Regions from separate parts of the Homo sapiens genome. Here all the other regions are linked to region 1. The links are chromatin contacts, found by Hi-C or POLR2A ChIA-PET in ENCODE. All regions are on one chromosome and are shown on one strand. The core of a region is the stretch at or near the end of the contact, and the rest is flanking DNA. Distances in the headings are between cores, read along the strand shown. Region 1 holds the start of BICRAL (BICRA like chromatin remodeling complex associated protein). Region 2 holds the start of ABCC10 (ATP binding cassette subfamily C member 10). Region 3 has its middle 3.2 kb from the start of GUCA1B.

What was found. A loop is a pair of places that touch in the nucleus more often than their neighbours do. ChIA-PET counts read pairs that join two places held with the same protein, here RNA polymerase II (POLR2A). Pooled maps may share reads with other maps.
Region 2: a pooled map shows a loop between it and region 1 (4-fold over the local background). The contact joins the promoter of ABCC10 here to the promoter of BICRAL in region 1. A Hi-C loop is called at or near these places in 1 of 168 maps with a recorded cell type or tissue (CD4-positive, alpha-beta T cell) and 8 of 50 pooled maps. POLR2A ChIA-PET finds 5 or more read pairs at or near these places in 1 of 52 experiments (WTC11).
Region 3: POLR2A ChIA-PET joins it to region 1 with 10 read pairs in endothelial cell of umbilical vein. The contact joins the enhancer-like site here to the promoter of BICRAL in region 1. POLR2A ChIA-PET finds 5 or more read pairs at or near these places in 4 of 52 experiments (H1, WTC11, activated T-cell and 1 more).

Annotation. Positions count from the first base shown.
Region 1 is chr6:42,780,694-42,783,348 of GRCh38, forward strand. BICRAL (BICRA like chromatin remodeling complex associated protein) reads left to right here and starts at 1,359. Exons shown (of 13, transcript NM_001393499.1): 1 at 1,359-1,408. RefSeq lists an enhancer at 2,168-2,655 and a silencer at 2,294-2,633.
Region 2 is chr6:43,426,224-43,428,878 of GRCh38, forward strand. It overlaps ABCC10 (ATP binding cassette subfamily C member 10), which reads left to right and starts at 1,318. Exons shown (of 22, transcript NM_001198934.2): 1 at 1,318-1,534; 2 at 1,745-1,916. The coding sequence starts at 1,756. RefSeq lists an enhancer at 1,895-1,964.
Region 3 is chr6:42,196,792-42,199,446 of GRCh38, forward strand. No RefSeq gene overlaps it. Among named protein-coding and RNA genes, the nearest start is that of GUCA1B, 3.2 kb to the left of the region's middle. RefSeq lists cis regulatory regions at 656-1,608, 2,479-2,655. Within about 2 kb of position 1,325, at least 4 of the 41 ENCODE cell types and tissues checked have a DNase peak (open chromatin) inside an H3K27ac peak, as active enhancers do.

The DNA of each region.
Region 1 (2,655 bases), core at 109-2,608:
AAAGGCACCTGCTCCCACTCCAGGCCACGTAATGTTGTTGTTGTTGTTGTTTTGTTTTGTTTTTGTTTGAGTCTTGCTGTGTCGCCCAGGCTAGAGTGCAATGCGCGATCTCCGCTCACTGCAACCTTTGTCTCCCGGGTTCAAGCGATTCTCCTGCCTCAGCCTCCCGAGTAGCTGGGATTACAGGAGCCCACCACCACGCCCAGCTAATTTTTGTATTTTTAGTAGAGACAGGGTTTCACCATGTTGTCCAGACTGGTCTCGAACTGCTGACCTCAGGTGATCCACTCGCCTCGGCCTCCCAAAGTGTTGGAATTACAGGCGTGAGCCACCGCGCCCGGCCTGGGCCACATAATCTAAATACTTTGGATACTAGATAGTTTACAGAGAAGTTTCAACAATTTGAGATTTGAGATTAAAAATAGGTGGTAGTTATACTTGGACCAAAGAATGTTAAAAGATTGACTAGCTCTCTTTTAAGAATGAGGGGGTTATGTAATGAAAATTCCGCAAATATAGAGATAAAAGATATCTACATAAAGAGAAGGCAGTAGAAAATGAATGTTTTGAGAGTGATTTACTCTGCCTCACCTTCCTTTTAGTCACTGAAGTTTTGTTTTCCTTTTTAATGTTCACATACGGGCTTCACAGGTAAGGTTTCAAGAATTTTGGAATGGACAAAGAGTGTTGCAAAGGAAAGCTTAGTACATTTGAAAGTTAGGATGAACCAGTTATTTGCCTAATAACTAAGTTAAAAGTCGTTTTGGTTTTTAAAAAGCATATGCAAAACGTATTCACTGAGGCTTGCTCTAATTAGAGTTCTAAACAAATCTTGTAGGGTTTTTTTTTTTTGTCTTTAATCTCCCCCCTTCCCGTGTCAAGTTAAACTGGGTGGGTGGGTGGGTGTGTGTGTGTGTGTGTGTGTGTGTGGAGAGAGAGCCTGCAAGAGAATTAGCACGCACCTCGTGGATCTTAGTAATTGTTTTAAAGCCAAATAAAACTGTTTCTTGAATAAACCAATACATTTCTGAAGTTGAAAAGAATCCCAAAGGAAACGAATGAACATCCTTGCAGCTTGATTTTCCAAAAAAAAAAAAAAAAATTTTTTAAATTAAAAAAATCCTAATCTCCACATTTTTTGCCAGGCGAGAACCGAAGTTTGGAGGTAGACGAGCAGGCGAGCGGTTTGCCCGGGCGCAGAGCATGAAGGCCGGGCGGGCGCGGGGAGCGGCGCCCCGGCCCGGCGCGGGGGTGAGCGAGAGAGAGAGCGGAGCGCGTGTGGCCGGCGCCGCTCGGCCGGGAGCTCCCGCGCTCCGGCCCCCGGCCCCGCGCCCGCCGCCGCCGCCGCCGCCGCCCCTGTTGCGATGGCGCAGAAACCCCGTTGACAAGGCACTGCTTTTTCATGACGGTGAGTTTCCCTTTGAGTGTATTATAATTTTGTGATAAAAATTTCAAGGAGAAAAAAAAAACACACAACCTCCTTCCTCTGCCTCTTTCCTTCGGGGAGGGGAAAAGCGAGGGAGGGGGGGCTGGAGATCTGTCTCCAGACTGAAAAGAAAGGAGCAAATTAAACACCGAGTTGCCAAAACCAGGATATTAGGTTTCAGCCCAGAGAGCTATTGGCTAAGGCTGTGTTTTTTTTTTTTTTTTGGGGGGGGGTGGGTTTGTGGGTGGGTGATGGTGGTGGTGGGTGGATGTTTAATGGACACGGAGAAAAGGGGAATCGAGTGTTTATGCCTTTCCCAGCGCTGCCGGGGCCCCGGGAAGACCAAGTTCAGTGTCTCGGGCGGGGGCGCAGGCGGGCAGGGGGCGGCGAGGCCGGGCCGGGGGCGCCTCGGCGGGGTGGGGGCCCGGCGCCTTTCTTTTTCCTTTTTTTTCTTTTCCGCGGATGCAAATTTCTGGAGCGGGGAGAGGGAGAGCCCGGGAAGGGGGTGGCGTGGCGGTTGGTGGTGGGGAGGGGAGGGGAGGGAAGCCTTTTAATGACTCATTGATTGAGCCGGTTTAAAATTAGTTGTGTGCGCGAGTGTGAGTGTGTTTTCCGCCCCCCGGAGCCGCCGGGAGCCGGGAAGGAGGGAGCAGGGCTCGGCGAGGGGAAGACGGCGCGGCGGGGCCGCGAGCAGGGGGCAGGGAGGGCCTGGAGTGACGGCGGGCGAGGAAGAAAAATAAGCTTTTCCAATCTCCTCCCCTCTGTTTTCCCCCCCTCGTTTCTTTTCTCTCTCGGAAGCTCTAGGGTGTGAATCACATTTTCTTTCTTCTCGGCAAAATGGACCCCGCGTCTGGGGAGGGGGAGGGGAGAGGGTGGGGAGGGAGGCGGCGGAGACGGGGTTTATTTTTCATCCTGGCTTCCCCATTCCCGCCGCATCTGCGGGCGGCCGCGGCGAGGAGAGCAGGTCCGGGGTGCGGCGGGGAGAGCTCGGGGCAGGCGAGTCGCCCCGGCCCCGTTCCCGCTCCCGCTCCGAGCCCGCGGCGGCGGCGCGCACCTGCCGCGGGACTGCCCCTTCCCAGCCGCCTCGCTGCCTTTTCGAAGCACCGCCGAGGATCCGCGGCCGCGTCCGGCCGAGCCCCCAGCCGCGCGGAGGACCGGCGGCCCAGCCGGGCGTCTCCTGCGAGGCCCGCGCTGTTCGCCGCGCCGGCCAGAAGAGATGTGCGGCTGGG
Region 2 (2,655 bases), core at 68-2,567, 650 kb after region 1:
GAGGCCAAGGCAAGCGCATCACCTGAGGCCAGGAGTTCAAGACCAGCCTGGGCCAGGTAGCAAGACTCTGTTAATTAATTACTAAAGATTGTGAAATGCAAACCTACATCTCTTAGTTTTTAAAAATAGGAAAATTAATTCTTGACGTTGAGGGATATGGGGCTTCTTACTGAGATTAAGTGGGATAACCATAATTGTCATTTGTTTAGCTTTTCTTCTTCAAGCACTGTACACACCTATGTAAAGGCGGATACCAACACCATGCCTGACAAACATAATAAAATAAAGATGCAGAAGTAACCTGCCCAACATCCCTCTGCTAAAAGCATTCAAACCCAGGTCCGTATAATTATAAAGGTTATGTTCTTCCCACTGCTTCCTTAAAAGATTTATTGGAGGACTACCCTAGGCAAAGCACTTGCCCTAAGCACTCTAAATTAATTATTCAACTCTCTCAACAGTACTTTAGTATTGGTATTGTCCCTGTTGTACAAATAAAGAAGTTGAGGCTCGGCCGGGGTGGTGGCTCACGCCTGTAATCCCGGCTCTTCGGAAGGCCAAGGCGGACGGATCACGAGGTCAGGAGATCGAGACCATCCTTGCCAACATGGTGAAACCCCGTCTCTACTAAAAATACGAACAAAAAAATTGGCTGGGCGTGGTTGCGCGCGCCTGTAGTCCCAGCTACTCGGGAGGCTGAGGCAGGAGAATCGCTTTAACCCGGGAGGCGGAGGTTGCAGTGAACCGAGATTGTGCCACTGCACTCCAGCCTGGTGACAGAGCGAGACTCCGTCCCCCCCCCAAAAAAAAGTTGAGGCTCAAAAAAGTTAGGTAACTTGTCCAAGGTCATGCAGCCCTAGAATAATAAGGGAAAACAGTGTGTCCCAAAATGGCATTATTTGTCCGTGGGGCAGGTATGTTTGAATTTCCATCCATCCATCTATCTATCTGAGACTGGGGTCTCGCTATGCTGCTTGGACTGTTCTCGAACTCCTGGGCTCAGGCCATCCTCCTGGGATCTACCGGCGCGCAGAGACTACGGGCGCGCAGGGACTACCGAGGCGCGCAACCGTGCCCGGCTCCCCACCTCTTCAAGAAATGGAGATTGCAATGCTTGTGCCAACTAGTAAGCTTACACAGTTGTGAGCGAATACTCCACGTGAGAGGTTATAAATGACGTTGCACTAAGGGAGGGATGGATCCTTAACGCAAGTCAGGCCACAAAAGCGTACCAAAACGCAACTGTGCGTCTGCACCAGCGCGCCTGCGTGCAAAGGCCAGCCGAAGCAGAGAGCAGTGCACATGCGTGCAGCTACCAGCATATGGGCGTGGCGAATAGCGCCGGCTAGGTCTTCCAACCTCTAGGTGGGGTGCCAGCCGGGGCGGGCCCAGCACCCCGGCCGGGCAGTACTTTTTTTTTTTTTGCATACACCAGTTCTCAGGATATCGGAATCCGGTGCACAGCAGCTTCTTCAGGTTTGAGGTTCCGGATGCCTGGGGGCGGAGAAACGGGAGGGGAAAAACAGATGGCAAGGTGGGTGACCAGCGTCCAGAAATCCACTGGGGAAACCTCCTCCCGTTTTTACCCTTGGTACCGCGAGAATGGGCGGGGTCTGGCTTCGGGGCGGAAGCGACGGGCGGTCCCGGTTCCAGGGCGGGGCTGGAGACAGGGAGACCCGGCTGGGAAGTGCAGGCAAAGCCGGCTGTTACCCTGCACAGCCGTCACCCTCAACTTTCCCTTCAGGTGAGGCGTCCATGGAACGACTTCTGGCCCAGCTGTGCGGCAGCAGCGCAGCGTGGCCGCTCCCGCTGTGGGAGGGGGACACCACAGGCCACTGCTTCACCCAGCTGGTGCTCAGCGCCCTGCCCCACGCGCTCCTCGCCGTGCTCAGTGCCTGTTACTTGGGCACCCCGAGGTGGGTAGAGACGGGCGCAAGGCATCTGTCCATGTGTGCCTGCAGATCTCACCCGCGGCCTACATCTTCCGGCAGTGTCACCAGAATAGCGAGGTCTCTGGAGTAGGGCAGAAGTAGAATAAAATCTAAGCATTGCTACTTAGCAGCAATGTGGCTGTTCTTGGGCAAGTACCTGCCTTCTCTGAGTCTCATTGTTGGGAGGTTTAAATGAGATAATGAATTTAAGCATATAGTGCAGCGCCTGGCATGTTTTTAAAGGTCCGATGAGTATCAGAAATCATCAGAATTGTCCATTTTCAGCTACCCGGACTCAGCTGTCATGAATTGGAGGCAGAATTGGGGGAACAACGTTTTTAGCCAAAAGCGATGATGTGTTTAAGTTGTAGGCTCAGTTTCTCACCACTGCAACCCATGAAACCTTAGTGTTTCCAGATTAAGAAAAGCATACCTAGGCTCAGCTGAAGAGGAAGCAGTAGATAGACAAGAAGAGCAAAATCAAACATTAAGCCTTCCCCAATTAAGGGCTATAAGGTGTGGATGCTAAACTCAACTTGATTTTGTATTTAGTTCTTGTATGGCTAGAGATGACTAAAGTTAGTCTCATTCTGGCTGCCGAGAAGATAGGAGGACGGTGTGGTCTCTGCCTTTGGGAGTTCCTAGTCTGATGGGGGGAAGTGTCTCTATCCAAGAGGTCTTTCTTGCTTTCTCATTAGACTGAGTTCCCAAAAGACTGTGCCAA
Region 3 (2,655 bases), core at 75-2,574, 580 kb before region 1:
GGGCTAGTGTCCTCCTCGCTTCTAACTCTTGCCTCCAAATGGCCTTTTACTTTTTTCTCCCCAAAAAAGGCCAGTCCCTTTGAAGCCACATCTGACTCCTTGCCACTATTTACTTCTCCTCATTACTGTCATTCACTGGTGACTTCCCTGCTTGTCTCAAAGCATCATGTCAGTCATTTCAGTGACTGTGACCTCCAAGTGGATAAACAGCCCATCCCATACACTGGCCTCAAAGGTACTTGATCTCTCTCTCTTTTTTTTTTTTTTTTTTGAAACAGAGTTTTTGCTCTTTTCACCCAGGCTGGAATGCAGTGGTGCGATCTCGGCTCACTGTGAACTCCGCCACCCGGGTTCAAGCGATTCTCCTGCCTCAGCCTCCCTAGTAACTGGAATTACAGGTGCCTGCCACCATGCCCGGCCAATTTTTCTATTTTTAGTAGAGATGGGGTTTCACCATGTTGACCAGGCTGGTTTCGAACTCCTGACCTCAGATGATCTGCTCGCCTTGGCCTCCCAAAGTGCTGGGATTACAGGCATGAGCCACTGCGCCCGGCCCCAGTGAGATGTGTGGGGGTCACACTGCCCTCTTAGTCTCTAATTGCTGGCAACCTGGCATGGTCCCACATGCGTAAGCCACCGGGCCTGGCCTGGTCCTTGATCTCTTTAGTTCCAAAGAGCTTTTCTTCCACCTTACCTAGTACTTCCATTCACTTGTGGTCCCTGAGCCACAAGTGCAGCATCTGGGAGCTTGCTAGAAATGCAATGTCTCAGGCCCCACCTCAGACCTGCTGAATCAGGAACTGTGGGCTGGGGCCAGGAGTCTGTGTTTTAACAAGCCCTCCAGGTGCTTCCAATGCGTACTGAAGTTTGAGGATCACCACCCTAGGCCTTGCTGTCACCAATCTCTACTACCTCTGAAACATTCAAACGCTGCCGTCTGTTATCAGCACCCCACCCCTTCCATCTGTTACTGTAATACCTTCACTCCAATAATTCACTAATCTCATTGCGACTTCCAACCTGCTGATCTGTTTTTAACATCTGTCATCTTGCTCATCTCCTCACTCTCCTCCTTATCTTCATTCCATGGCCCAGCATTCTCTCCATTTTGACTTTTGTGCCCCTCTCTCCTCCTAACGCCTCACTTGGCCTGGCCCTGGTTAAGGCTGTTCACTAACTATGCAGTAACACTTTGCCTACAGTGGGGAGCCTGGACATCATTGGAGGACATCATAAATCATGCTGGCTGTACGCACTTCAGATCATGCCAGACAATCATACTACATACTCTTCCTGCCGAATTCCCTCTCCCCCTCTCTGAGATGACTATTCCACAGCGCTTCCTGCCCTCAAACCTTCCACTCACTCCCACACTGTTGCACACTTCACAGAGACAGATGAGGCAGTGACTCATCTTCCCACCAGTGTTTACCAACTTCTCTGTATCTGTGCCCATGTCCTCTGCCCCCTTCCGGTCTCAGTGGAAGCAGCGTGCCCTTCCCCTTGTCCCCGTCAACACCGCCACTTGTTTCCTAGATCACATCTCTCTTTACCTACTCGAAAGCTTCCTTCCCGCAGTTACTCCCTTTCTCTTCTGCAGCCTCCACTCATCCCTCTCTAATGGATCATTCCCGTCAGCATTCAGGTGTGCTGTAATATTGCCTTTATTAAAACAAGACAAAAATCCTTCCTTGACCCCACATTCAGGGCTACATTATGACATTCACGGGCCCCACACGTTTTTGCCTTCATGGGTCATAATACAAATACTGAAAAAATATTAAATAAGTAAATATTAATAATTATCACTGGTATAAAAAAGAACATAATCTAGACTCGGTGTTTCTTTTAAATTATGATTTTATTTTATTATTATTATTATTATTATTTTGAGACGAAGTCTCGCTCTGTCACCCAGGCTGGAGTGCAATGGCACGATCTCGGCTCACTGCAACCTCTGCCCCACCGGGTTCAAGTGATTCTCCTGCCTCAGCCTCCCAAGTAGCTGGGATTACAGGCGTACGCCACCATGCCTGGCTTATTTTCTATTTTTAGTAGAGACAGGGTTTCACCATGTTGGTCAGGCTGGTCTTGAACTCCTGACCTCAAGTGATCCACCCACTTTGGCCTCCTAAAGTACTGGGATTACAGGCATGAGCCACCGCTCCCGGCTCCGATTTTATTTTAATTAACTAATTTATTTATCCTGAGACAGGGTCTCTGTTGCCCAGGCTGGAGTGCACTGGTGCTATCAGGGCTCGCTACAGCCTCGACCTCCTGGGCTCAAGCAATCCTCCCGCCTCAGCCTCCTGAGTATCTAGGACTACAGTTGTGCGCCACCATGCTTGGTTAATTTTTTGATATTTAGTAGAGACAAGGTCTCACTATGTTTCCCAGTCTTGAACTCCTGGGTTCAAGTGATCCTCTTGCCTTGGCCTCCCAACTGCTGGGATTATAGGCATGAGCCACCACACTTGGCCTTTATTTTGGTTTTAAAAGAAATTTAAAATATTGGGCCCTAGGCACTGTGCCTACTGGGTAAACTGACCTGCCCACATCCCCTGCCCAGCTATTGTCCTAAATTTTGCTCCCCTTACAACAAAGCCCCTTGTGGCAGATGTATCTTCAGAAAATGGCAGGACGATCATTCTGGCT